Regions from separate parts of the Homo sapiens genome. Here region 1 is linked to region 2. A link is a loop called in an ENCODE intact Hi-C map of the cell type or tissue named here. Cell type or tissue: GM12878. All regions are shown on one strand. Each heading gives the region's core, and the rest is flanking DNA. Links, peaks and the distances in the headings are about the cores only.

Region 1 (5,387 bases), core at 194-5,193, 130 kb before region 2:
TACTTTAAACGAGATTATGTTTAAATAGCCTGAGGGAAGAGGGCAAATCACCAAAAGGCAGCTGATTGCATGGGGATAGAGGGGGCTGGGAGTGAATTTTGCCTTGCTGTTAGGAGAATAGATGGCTGAATGGAGGTGAAACGTTATGAATAGATGGTAGGCATGTGAGAGTCAAATGATTTTTAGCATTAGGTAGTGATCTTGCTGAAGTAGCCCCTACAGAAACATGTGTGTGGATTTTGTGCCTGAATGACGAGGAGCATTGCCCCTCACCTCCCCTCTCCTGACTATACAGGGAACCACACACCAGTTTCACAGCATACTTATCCTATGTGACCTCCAGATTGCAACTGGAGAATTCAAGCAGAGAAAGAGATTAAATTGGCTGGACAGGGTAACATTAAACATGAATAAAGACTATACTTAATGTTTCAAAGCTTGGTGGACCTCCAGAACCATTTGAGGGTACTTTGTGAACGTACAGATTCTACCCTAGACTTTTTTTTATCTTTCTTTTTTTTTCTGAGACAGAGTCTCACTCTGTTGCCCAGGCTGGAGTGCAGTGGCGCGATCTCGGCTCACTGTAACCTCTGCCTCCCGGGTTCACGCCACTCACCTGCCTCAGCCTCCCGAGTAGCTGGGACTACAGGTGCCTGCCACCACGCCCGGCTAATTTTTTATATTTTTAGTAGAGAGGGGGTTTCACCATGTTAGCCAGGGTGGCCTCAATCTCCTGATCTCATAATCCACCTGCCTTGGCCTCCCAAAGTGCTGGGATTACAGGCGTGAGCCACTGCACCTGGCCCCTAGACTTTTAAAATCAGACTTTTTAAAGGAGGATACTTAAGAATAGGGCTTCCAAGGTGATTCTGAGGGGCTGCCAAATCTGAAAACATCTGGTCTACCTGATTGTCAAACAAGGATGTCTCACAAAGCCTCAAAGAGATTTGTTATCAACAATTACCATTTTGCTTTGCTGTCAGGATATTATTCTTCTGAATGGACCAGTTTCATTTCTAAAGCTATAGATGTAGAGGATCTTGCTTTCCTCTTCTCCCGTCTGTGGATTTTTATTTTCAGCTTCATTCATTGGCATCTGAAATCTTGGGAGTTAAGATGTGTTTTTCTTTTTTTTCCTTTTTTTTTTTTTTTGTTGGGGGAGTAGGAGTGTCAAGTCTGCCTTGTATGGTAAAAATAGAGTGGGTGCTTTTGGAGAAAATTTCAAGGATGGGGTGGAAGGTAGATTTTAGCCATCAAAATCATTTGAGCTAACCAAATCAACAATAAATCACAAACTCCAGATTTTTGTTTAAAGGGGAGGAGACCAAGGCAGTGGATGTGCAAATTAGCCAGGCCACGACTTGCTGGCTCTCGTTCATTTTGTAAACAAAAGCAGGCCTGAATTCAATCAAACATTACTTGTTAAAGTAAACTAGCAAAAAGCTGGTGAAAATTAAAGTAGAACAGAAGATGGTTTCAATAATTTCATTCTCCAGCTTTTAGCTTAAAAAAAAAAGCAAAAACCAACAACCCACCATTCCATTCTATGGGGCATGTCCTCCCTTTCAAGACACTTTCATGAAAACCAAACAGTTTTTAGTGGGGGTTATATATATTGAAAAATGCTACCTGTAGTATTGGGTTAATTGCCTTCAGAACAAAATTCTGAATACTATATATATAACTTTGACAATATTTTTGTAGGCTTTTAGAGACTTCTTAAACAAGAGAAATGGGACTCAATGCATTGGCTAGCTGAGGGTCTATGTTGTTTGATAAATATCATGTGCCTGGTATGCTATACTTGTTTGAAGTGACACTGAGAGATTAGTTGTTTCTAGACATTTTTTGGTTAGGTCTTTAATGTACGCAGAGCTGTAGAGTTTCCCCTCAAAAATGAACGAAGCCTGAGGAGTTTTGCTCTCTGGGACTAGAAACAAGTGGACCATTGCTTTTGCCTGAGGTAAAGTGTTCCCCTAAGGTGACAGGTCTAAGCTGTCATTTCTCAAAGGGGAACAGTAGGAATACTATCTCAATCCCAGGGGAGTTCTAATTATGGAGGCTTAACTTCAAAGCTTCAGTAGAAATGCAAGTGGAGCTGTCATTTTTGGGGTTGTGGGGAGGTAAGAATCCAGAAAGCGATTGCTGAGTTTTGGGACTGTGTTTAGCTGTCCAGTTGTCCACCTAGGCCAAAAGTAATCCTGAGTCATTGCCTGAAACTCCCTCCACCTGTGTGCTTGTGTTACGTTCCAGCAACTGAAAGAGGTGTTGATTCATTTCAGGCCTACTCTTTCTGTGATTAAGTTCAACCCACCACAGAGGACTCAGGGGAACTACACTGTGGGCTCTAGGTCTGGGATTTGTTTTCTCTGTGCTTTTCTCTGTTTACTCTGCATTGTCAATTATGAGGTAGATATCACATGTGTTTAGCCGAAAAGATAATGCACAGTATCTCATAACAGTGTAGAACAAGACGGGGTAAGATTGTAGGCACAAACCAACTGTTGATGATAAGACACCAAATGAAACAACAATAGCAGCACTCCTGTGCTGCAGAATCAGCTACAGGAGGCAAACTTTGCAATGGCCTCTGTGAAAATGACTCACCATCATCAAACCATAGTTAGGAAGAGCTTGGGCTGCTTCCTACTCAGGTCTATCAGTTGACTGTCGAATACTCTCAACTTGGGGTGGATATAGAAAGTGCCCTGTCTACTCAGAGGTTTTTTGTACTGGAAGAGGATTCATTTAATGCTTAATGATAATTTGGATATAAATTAATTACCAACTAATCTGCTTGAAATTCTTCCGTTGTGGGTCTTCTTAGAGACAGTCAGCTGGATGAAATAACCTCTTGTCAATTCCCTCTTATCCTATGGGCCTATGATGACTTTTTTCAATGGCATTACAGAAGTGCAAACTGTTTTGTCCGGACCCTTTAAATATCAGCTATGGGAGGAGCTTTTTCCATTTGAGGCTTGTATTTTTGTTCTTCAAGTTGATGGTTCTATTTTGATACGTACTAACTTTTTATCCTCTATCCTGGTACTCGTCTATGGCATTGACCCAAAGACCAGTTACAAAAGTGATGGGCCTGGCAAAAGGTCCTTGAGGGGAGAATGTCCTGGCTCATACTTTAATAGTCAAAGGAAACAAGGGCAATTTCCTAGCACCCCTACCTTGATGCCTGCCCTCCTGGGGTGATCAGGAATGATATTTTCATTGTGTTATACCTCAGCTTTTACTTCTTTGTGTTTATTCCATTGCTGAAAGAATCAGAACATTACTTTTTCTAGCACACATTGTTTGTCTGAAAATACACCTGGAGAACTGCCCAATTTGGAAATGACTTAAATTACAAAAAAAGCACAGCTGTCTTTAACAGCTCTAGGAGTTCATGCAACGAGCCTACAATTTATTGAGTAGGATTAGATGCTTATTGCCTATGACACTTTAAATACCATTACATTGAAGTTTATACAAGAAAGTCCAAGTTTAAAACTGGAATCTTAGCAATAACAGCTGGGCCATTTGTTTATGTGATAGGCAGGAAAGAATGACTTCTGTAATCTTTCTGTTTGGCTGCAGGATTCTGCTTAGGGGAAAAAAATATGGGGAGGGGGAAGAAAGAAGCTAATTTCAGATTGTCAAGCTGAGCTGAACACTGCTGGCTAATTTGTCCCTCATGTTAAGACCTCTGCCAAGGTTCCTCTTGTATCCTCTTGCTCTCTCACACCTGACAAACCAGTACTTGAAATACTGTAGCCCACCTCAATGACAGCAAGGGGTATGTCACTAGCTAGCTTGCAGCTCTCTCCCCCAGGCGGCTCACATTCCGCATTTTGTTTCTAGCATGAAAGACTTTGTTTTAAATCATAATAGCAACCAGGCTGTAATCACATTAGAGCGCACATGGGGAACTTGCAAAAAGTCATGTGTTTTGGATTTGACATTCTGATTTATGGTTGTGTGCTCCAGTTACACAGCTGCAATCTCATTTTCCGACAAAGATGTTTTCTATTTTTCTATTACTTTGCTTCACCCTGTCTTTATGTTGGGGAAAATGAAAGCCACCAGGTGAAGTCATAACATAAGTAAAAATGTTTTTGTGTTTGGGTTGGAGAGCGTAGTAAATGGTGTATACTGGCATTTCAAACACAGCTTGTTATTTTTGAATAAAAATGTAAAGGGAATTGCTTACTTAAGGTAATCGCAAATTAAAGAAGTACTCAGAAATTTGTTTGTAAAACCCAGAATTATCCTCCAAACTTTCTGTCTCTATCACTCGATATTAACATCCCAAGAGGGGAGTTGGACAGTAATGTTCCATTTTGGATGTGTAGGTAAACTGAGCTCCCAGTCTGGTATGCTTATTTCACCAAACTCAAAGACGTTCAGGGTTGGGAACTTGTAAAGACAATCTCTACCAACCTATTCATTGTGCAAATGAGGAATGTGAAACAGAGATGTATAGTGACTTGCCCAAGGTCTCACAGCTGGTTAGCCACAGAGCTTATACTGGAACTCAAATTTCTTTCTTCCCAGTCCATTTTCCACCATTCCTTTTAAATGCAAGTTGAACAGCACTTTTTGTGGTAAGCTGACTACTACTATAAAGAATATTCCAAATAAGACTTCTGTTAACATAGAGAAAAGAAAACTTCTTTTACTTTTTTGTTATTTCCTCAAGTCTAACATTTTTTATTGTGAAGTGTGGTGAAAATTCAGACCCATAACTCGTTCAGCAATATACACGACACAGTATCCTATCTTGGTCTCATAACTTGGGTTATGTTATTAGCAATAAATATAACAATCTTGAACTCAGATGTATTAAGATTTAACACATTTTAATTTTTTCACAATATTTGAATAATTCCAAATATAGTTATGTTTTTGGCAATCCAATAAAATCTTGATGAAGGGATAAAAATATTTGTATAAGAACATTTAAAAATACATATAATGAAGTCATGCATGGGTATAAGCAGTTTGATTGACGTGGAGATCTCTATGAAGAATGAGAAGAACGCTGGCCAGGCGCCGTGGCTCACACCTGTAATCCCAGCACTTTGGGAGGCCGAGGCGGGTAGATCACCTGAGGTCAGGAGTTCTAGACCAGACTGGCCAACATAGTGAAACCCGTCTCTACTAAAAATACAAAAATTAGCCGGGCATGGTGGCAGGCTCCTGTAATCTCAGCTACTCGGGGGATCGAGGCAGGAGAATTGCTTGAACCTGGGAGGCAGAGGTTGCAGTGAGCTGAGATCACGCCATCGCACTCCAGCCTGGGGGCCAAAAGCAAGACTTCGTCTCAAAAAAAAAAAAAAAAAGAATGAGAAGAACAAAGAACACTAAAGCTCTATTGTTTGGGTCATTATTTTGAT
Region 2 (5,387 bases), core at 136-5,135:
ATTCTATTTTCAACTTAAAAATTAAAAAGAAATGTGGAAGCCAATGCTGGTTTAAGCAGGGCAAGGTGGTGGACTGTGAAGAATGGATTGAAGCATAATTCACTCCCCTGGGGAGTACTCCCTTTGGCTGTTTCAACACATGAATCTCAGCTAATGAATCCCCAGAAATGCCTTGACTAAAAAAAGCTTCCTTGTGTTTCAAAGTATATCAACCCTAACATCTACTAAGTTTGGGGGTAATATAGTTTGGCTGTGCCCCCTTCCAAATCTCATCTCAAGTTGTAATACACATTGTAATCTCTACGTGTTGAGGGAGGAACCTGGTGGGAGGTGAATGGATCATGGGACAATTTCCCTCATGCTGTTCTTGTGATAGTGAGTGAATTCTCACGAGATCTGGTTGTTTGATAAGTGTTTGGGGCTTCCCCTTTCTCTCTCTCTCTCTCCTGCCATCATGTAACATGTGCCTGGCTTCTCTTTCACCTTCCGCCATGATTGTACGTTTACTGAGGCCCCTCCAGACACGCGGACCTGTGAGCTGTTGGTCAATTAAACCTCTTTTGTTTGTAAATTACCCTGTCTCAGGTAGTATCTTTATCATACTGTAAGAACGAACTAATACAAGGGGGTAACAGTCAAATTCATGTGTTTTCCAGATTGCTTACTATCATCATCTCCCACCAGAAAAGATATTCTGGTTGACAACAGTAATAACAGATCAGGAGTGAACCTGACTGCCATAAAACACCTCTGGGCTATCTCTTCCCTGTGGCAAAAAATTATGGGGACTTAGTAGGGAAACATCAGTAAAAAATATCTACTTGTTAATCCTTGATCTTAAGTCATTGCTTGTATTTTTGAGTAAATTGCTATGCATGTTTGTATGGATAAGTGTAGATATTTCTATTTTGTATTTTTCAACTCCTGTATTTGGGGACATGCATGAAATTTCTTGTTGCATTCCTTAGCAGAGAATATAGCTAGGTATATTTTTAAAGTCTTCATCTAAATTAATCTTTACTCTCAGATAACACATTTGCTCAGAGAACATGCAAGAAAACTTTGAGTAGGAGGTATCTAGTGGTTGTTGGCCATAGCTGATTTGACTGCTCTGCCTGTGGTTTTGCAGAAAGCTTTCATGTATTCAGCATACAAATTGTGTGATGAGCTCAAGTCGGCAAAAGTGGCCAGGGTCAAATAACTGAATCTGTTTACTTTGTGTGAGTACTGGTGACCATTTATAAATTTAATTAATAATTTGATGTCTAATTTTATAGTTTGTTAATAAGAAGAACACATGTACACACTTACACTCACCACTGATGAACAATTTAGGGAAAGGTATCCTTTTCTTCCCTGTGGGAAATATGTAAAACTAATATATGGCTCCTAATTTTGGAAAACAAAAAGTGATTTCCAAGAAGATACCCAAGATACCATTCTTGCCCTTGTTTTGCTGACAGAAGGATCCGGAATTCTTACACAGTTAAAGAACTGGTCCACAGTCAACCTGTCATTCCAGCACATGCCCCAGGTCTCTGTCTCCAAGGATTTCTTCATGCTTTTGCTTCCATCTTAATTCTTTCTCACCCTTCCCTGGCAAGTTCAAATTCTACTAATCCTTCAATGTCCTTCAATGCTCAGGTCAAATGTGTTTGAATTCATGAAGACATGTCTCTTCCTACTAGTTGGAAATACATGTATTTTCCTTTTCATTTCTATAGCACTTTGGCTAACTCATATAATCACTTTTACGTTTTATCTGCCCTATTAGATTGCATCATTGAAGGCAATGACTATGCCCTTTTCTTTCTTGATCTTCAAAGCACCTTACACATAGTAAATGCTGAAGAATGTTTGTTGAGTGAATGATTAAGCCAAAGATGTATCTGAAATGAGTAGGAGTATGTACCCTATGAAGATGAAATCATGACCCATCATAGAGCTAAATCCACAATCATGAAACTGAACTATGGTTCTGGAGCCAATGTGACCTGTGGACACTATTGTTGAGTTCATCCTTGTGAACTGTAAAATCTGCATTTGTCCCTGTTTCCTGGCACACAGCTCCTAAAATCCTTGGAATCTCTAAGGTGATGAGTGTTTTTTGTATACTAATGAGATGACTGGTGGCTTGGACCCCCTAGGTAGCTTTAGGATGAGGGCTGGTCACTGGAAAGACTAAGGCATTATTAGAGGGTTGGGACTTTCAGCTCCACTCTCCAAGGGGTTGAAGGTCGAATTGACACCAATGACCAATGATATAATCATTCATAGCTAAGTAATGAGACCTTCATAAAAACCCAAAAGAACAGGATTCAGTTGAGCTTCCAGAGAGATGAACATGTCGAGGCTCCTGGAGGGTGGCACACCTGGAGAGGGCATGGAAGTTCCTTGCCTCTTCTCCCATACCTCACAATGAGCACCTCTTTCATCTGGCTGTTCGTTTATATCCTTTGTAATATTCTCTCTAATGAATGGGTTAATATTGGCAAAGTGTTCTCCTGAGTTCTGTGAGACTCTAGCAAATTAATTGAACCCAAGAAGGGGGTCTGTGGAACCTGACTTATAGCTGGTTGGTCAGAAGTACAGGTGGAAACCTGTGCCTGCAAGTGGGACCTGAAGTAGGAGGCAGCCACAGGGGACTAAGCCCTTAACCCGTGGGATCAGCTGCTATCTCCAGGTAAATAGTGCCAGAGTTGAATTGAATTAGAGGACACTTAGCTGATGTCTGCTGGAGGGTCTGCCACAGAATTGGTTGTTGGTGAGAAGAAATCTTCACTCATTTTGATGACAAGAGGTGATCTATATTGAGATATAGAGTAGGAAAAACACTGGTTCTTTCTTTGTCACAGTTGATGTCAGAAGTGTGATGAGTATGACTGTGTAAGACAAAAGGAAAAACCACTTTTGGGTTTTTCTTATTTCTTACAATCATTTTCACAGGATCATTCTTTTGTTGACAAGGTTCAGCCACATTTAGTAGATTCCCTTGTTTCTGTTCTGCCTTCGTTGGGCTTTCTCTAGTTAATTGAGTTCTTCTCACTTATGACTTTGGTTCACGTGTGGTTTTGGTTTGTCACAGCCCTGCGAGCCTTGATTCTGTCTCATGACATCTTCCCTTGAACTTTCTCTTCCAATGGGTAAACACATTTTGTATTTCTTGTTTCTTAATTCAAATTTAATTGACAGGGAGAATTTGGTTAAAATAGCTCTATTGGAACTAAGCCATGAAAAATAGGTAACAGGTGTGTTTGTAAGTTTGTCACCCTGGGACATCTCCTCCCTCAGAATCTCATCAACAGGGTCAGGAGCTGTGGGAGGTGTTGGTGGTGTGAGCAAGCTATACATAGTAATCATCTCTAGCCCAGTCCTCAAATATATACATCCAGTCCAGACTCATTTCTGAGCTTGAGTTCTGACTTCCTATGGCCCATTGGACCTTTACTCCTGTGTGTTGTAGAGCTGTCTCAGTAGCAGTATGTCTAAGACTGACTTCATTATGGTTACCACTCAACAAATGGACTCTACTTTTTTATTCTCTATTTTGGCACCAGAACCTAGTCTTTATGACAAGCTTTCCTCCTTTTTCAGACACCATTACTTTTTTTTTTTTTTTTTTTTTTTTTTTTTTTCTGAGACGGAGTCTCGCTCTGTCACCCAGGCTGGAGTGCAGTGGTGCCATCTCGACTCACTGCAAGCTCCGCCTCCCGGGTTCAAGCTATTCCCCTGCCTCAGCCTTCCGAGTAGCTGGGACTACAGGCGCCCGCCACCACGCCTGGCTAATTTTTTGTATTTTTAGTAGAGACGGGGTTTCACTGTGTTAGCCAGGAATGTCTCCATCTCCTGACCTCGTGATCCGTCCGCCTCGGCCTTCCAAAGTGCTGGGATTACAAGAGTGAGCCACTGTGAGCGGCCATACTTTTTTTTTTAAAATACTTTAAGTTCTGGGATACATGTGCAGAATGTGGAGGTTTGTTACATAGGAATACACGTGCCATGGTGGTTTGCTGCACCCATCAACCTGTAACATACATTAGGACACCATTACTTTTTAAGGGAAATGTCCTTGTTGGTGTTCATAATGTTCCAGCACAAACAGTGAGTAATTGTTATTAGATGTTTTAAAGTGAGAAAATCAATATAGCCAATAAAATAAATTAAGGAGTATTTCAACAACCACATGTTTTTGACTAAATAAAAATACAAATTCTGTAGTTCACATACCTTAAAGTGGAAAACTATTTCAAAACAATCTTGAAATAAATTCTATTCAAGGGACTGGGGTTTGTTTTTTGTTGTTGTTCAGTTTGACAATAGCATGTCGGCACATTAACTCTCTTGAAAATTTAATTTAAATGAAGCACAATGGTAATGAAAAGGATTGATACTCTAAACCGCTCAAAATTTTTGTATAAAATCATAGCTGTGAAAACCATTTATTTTGAGAATGGGTTGACACTTCCAGGAGTTTTCCAGCTAAACTCAGCACTGACAATTTTCGAGTTACCATATATGAGCAAGAACTGTAAGCAAATTGTTAACACTTAATTTTTTAAAACAACCAGTCTGCAACTGAGTATAAAGAATGTGTCCATGTCCCTCTAAGACATGCAAATTTCTTATTTTTATCAAGTACATTCTGGAATGACTGTGTACCTTGAATTGTGCCCAATACATTCAATAGCGAAAATCCAGCATGTTTATCCAAGGTCAAAATCTGCTTTCAGCTCCAGAACAGCATCAGAGTTAACCTTTTTCATCACTATTTTTTGAAGCTTTTGAGAGCTATTGTGGGTTACGTGGGATTTCAGGAAAGCTGAAAGTGTAAGAGATTTATTTAGGCATTAATCCTTCTCAAGCTAGGTCATATAAAATCACAATCTAAAAATGTTGAAATATTATAATAGAAATCAAACTATCACGAAAACTGAGATTGATTTTGAATTTAGACAAAACGATAGCATCATTCAGAACAAGTACTCAGAAGAAGAGCTACGGGAGGCTAAGCATCAAATCTTGGGTATGTTTATTATTGAATGAAAGTGATATCATTTTGAAGGTGGTTAGATTCTCCACTGGCAGCGGTTCAGATTGGTATATTCAAGTCAGAGGTGCACAAGAAAAACACCATTGTTTCTCAAAAGTGTAGTCTGTCACCTGAAGAAAATATCAGACAAGAGTGCTGGACCAAAATTAATTAATTAAATAATTAAAATGGCCACTCAAATTCTCCACTAGGAATTTACACTTTAATCTTCCCAGAATTGTCTTATGCATGTAAAACAAACATGAGGTTAGGTACTAGGTTAGGTGAACCTTGGCACAGGTCTGTTGAGCTTTCCTGATTATTATAGCTCAGGAATGTCAGGGGCAGGCAGATAAGC

Evidence for each region. Hi-C counts contacts between places; a loop is a spot of excess contacts. Peaks named below come from ENCODE experiments on the same cell type or tissue, not always from the same donor. Only the 100,000 strongest peaks of a DNase experiment are listed, where the experiment ranks them.
Region 1: it touches region 2 in a loop (6-fold over the local background); 2 of 110 quality-filtered maps call a loop at or near these places.

What each region holds. Positions count from the first base shown.
Region 1 is chr14:53,568,315-53,573,701 of GRCh38, forward strand. All of the region lies in intron 2 of LOC105370504 (a long non-coding RNA gene), which reads left to right. Among named protein-coding and RNA genes, the nearest start is that of LINC02331, 280 kb to the right of the region's middle. RefSeq lists an enhancer at 921-5,387. In GM12878, for the core only: no CTCF peak of the experiment used is centred there; a DNase peak (open chromatin) is centred at 2,317; H3K27ac peaks cover 1,929 bases.
Region 2 is chr14:53,698,336-53,703,722 of GRCh38, forward strand. The region is part of intron 5 of LINC02331 (long intergenic non-protein coding RNA 2331); the gene reads right to left. All of the region lies in intron 3 of LOC105370504 (a long non-coding RNA gene), which reads left to right. Among named protein-coding and RNA genes, the nearest start is that of LINC02331, 150 kb to the right of the region's middle. In GM12878, for the core only: no CTCF peak of the experiment used is centred there; a DNase peak (open chromatin) is centred at 2,996; H3K27ac peaks cover 952 bases.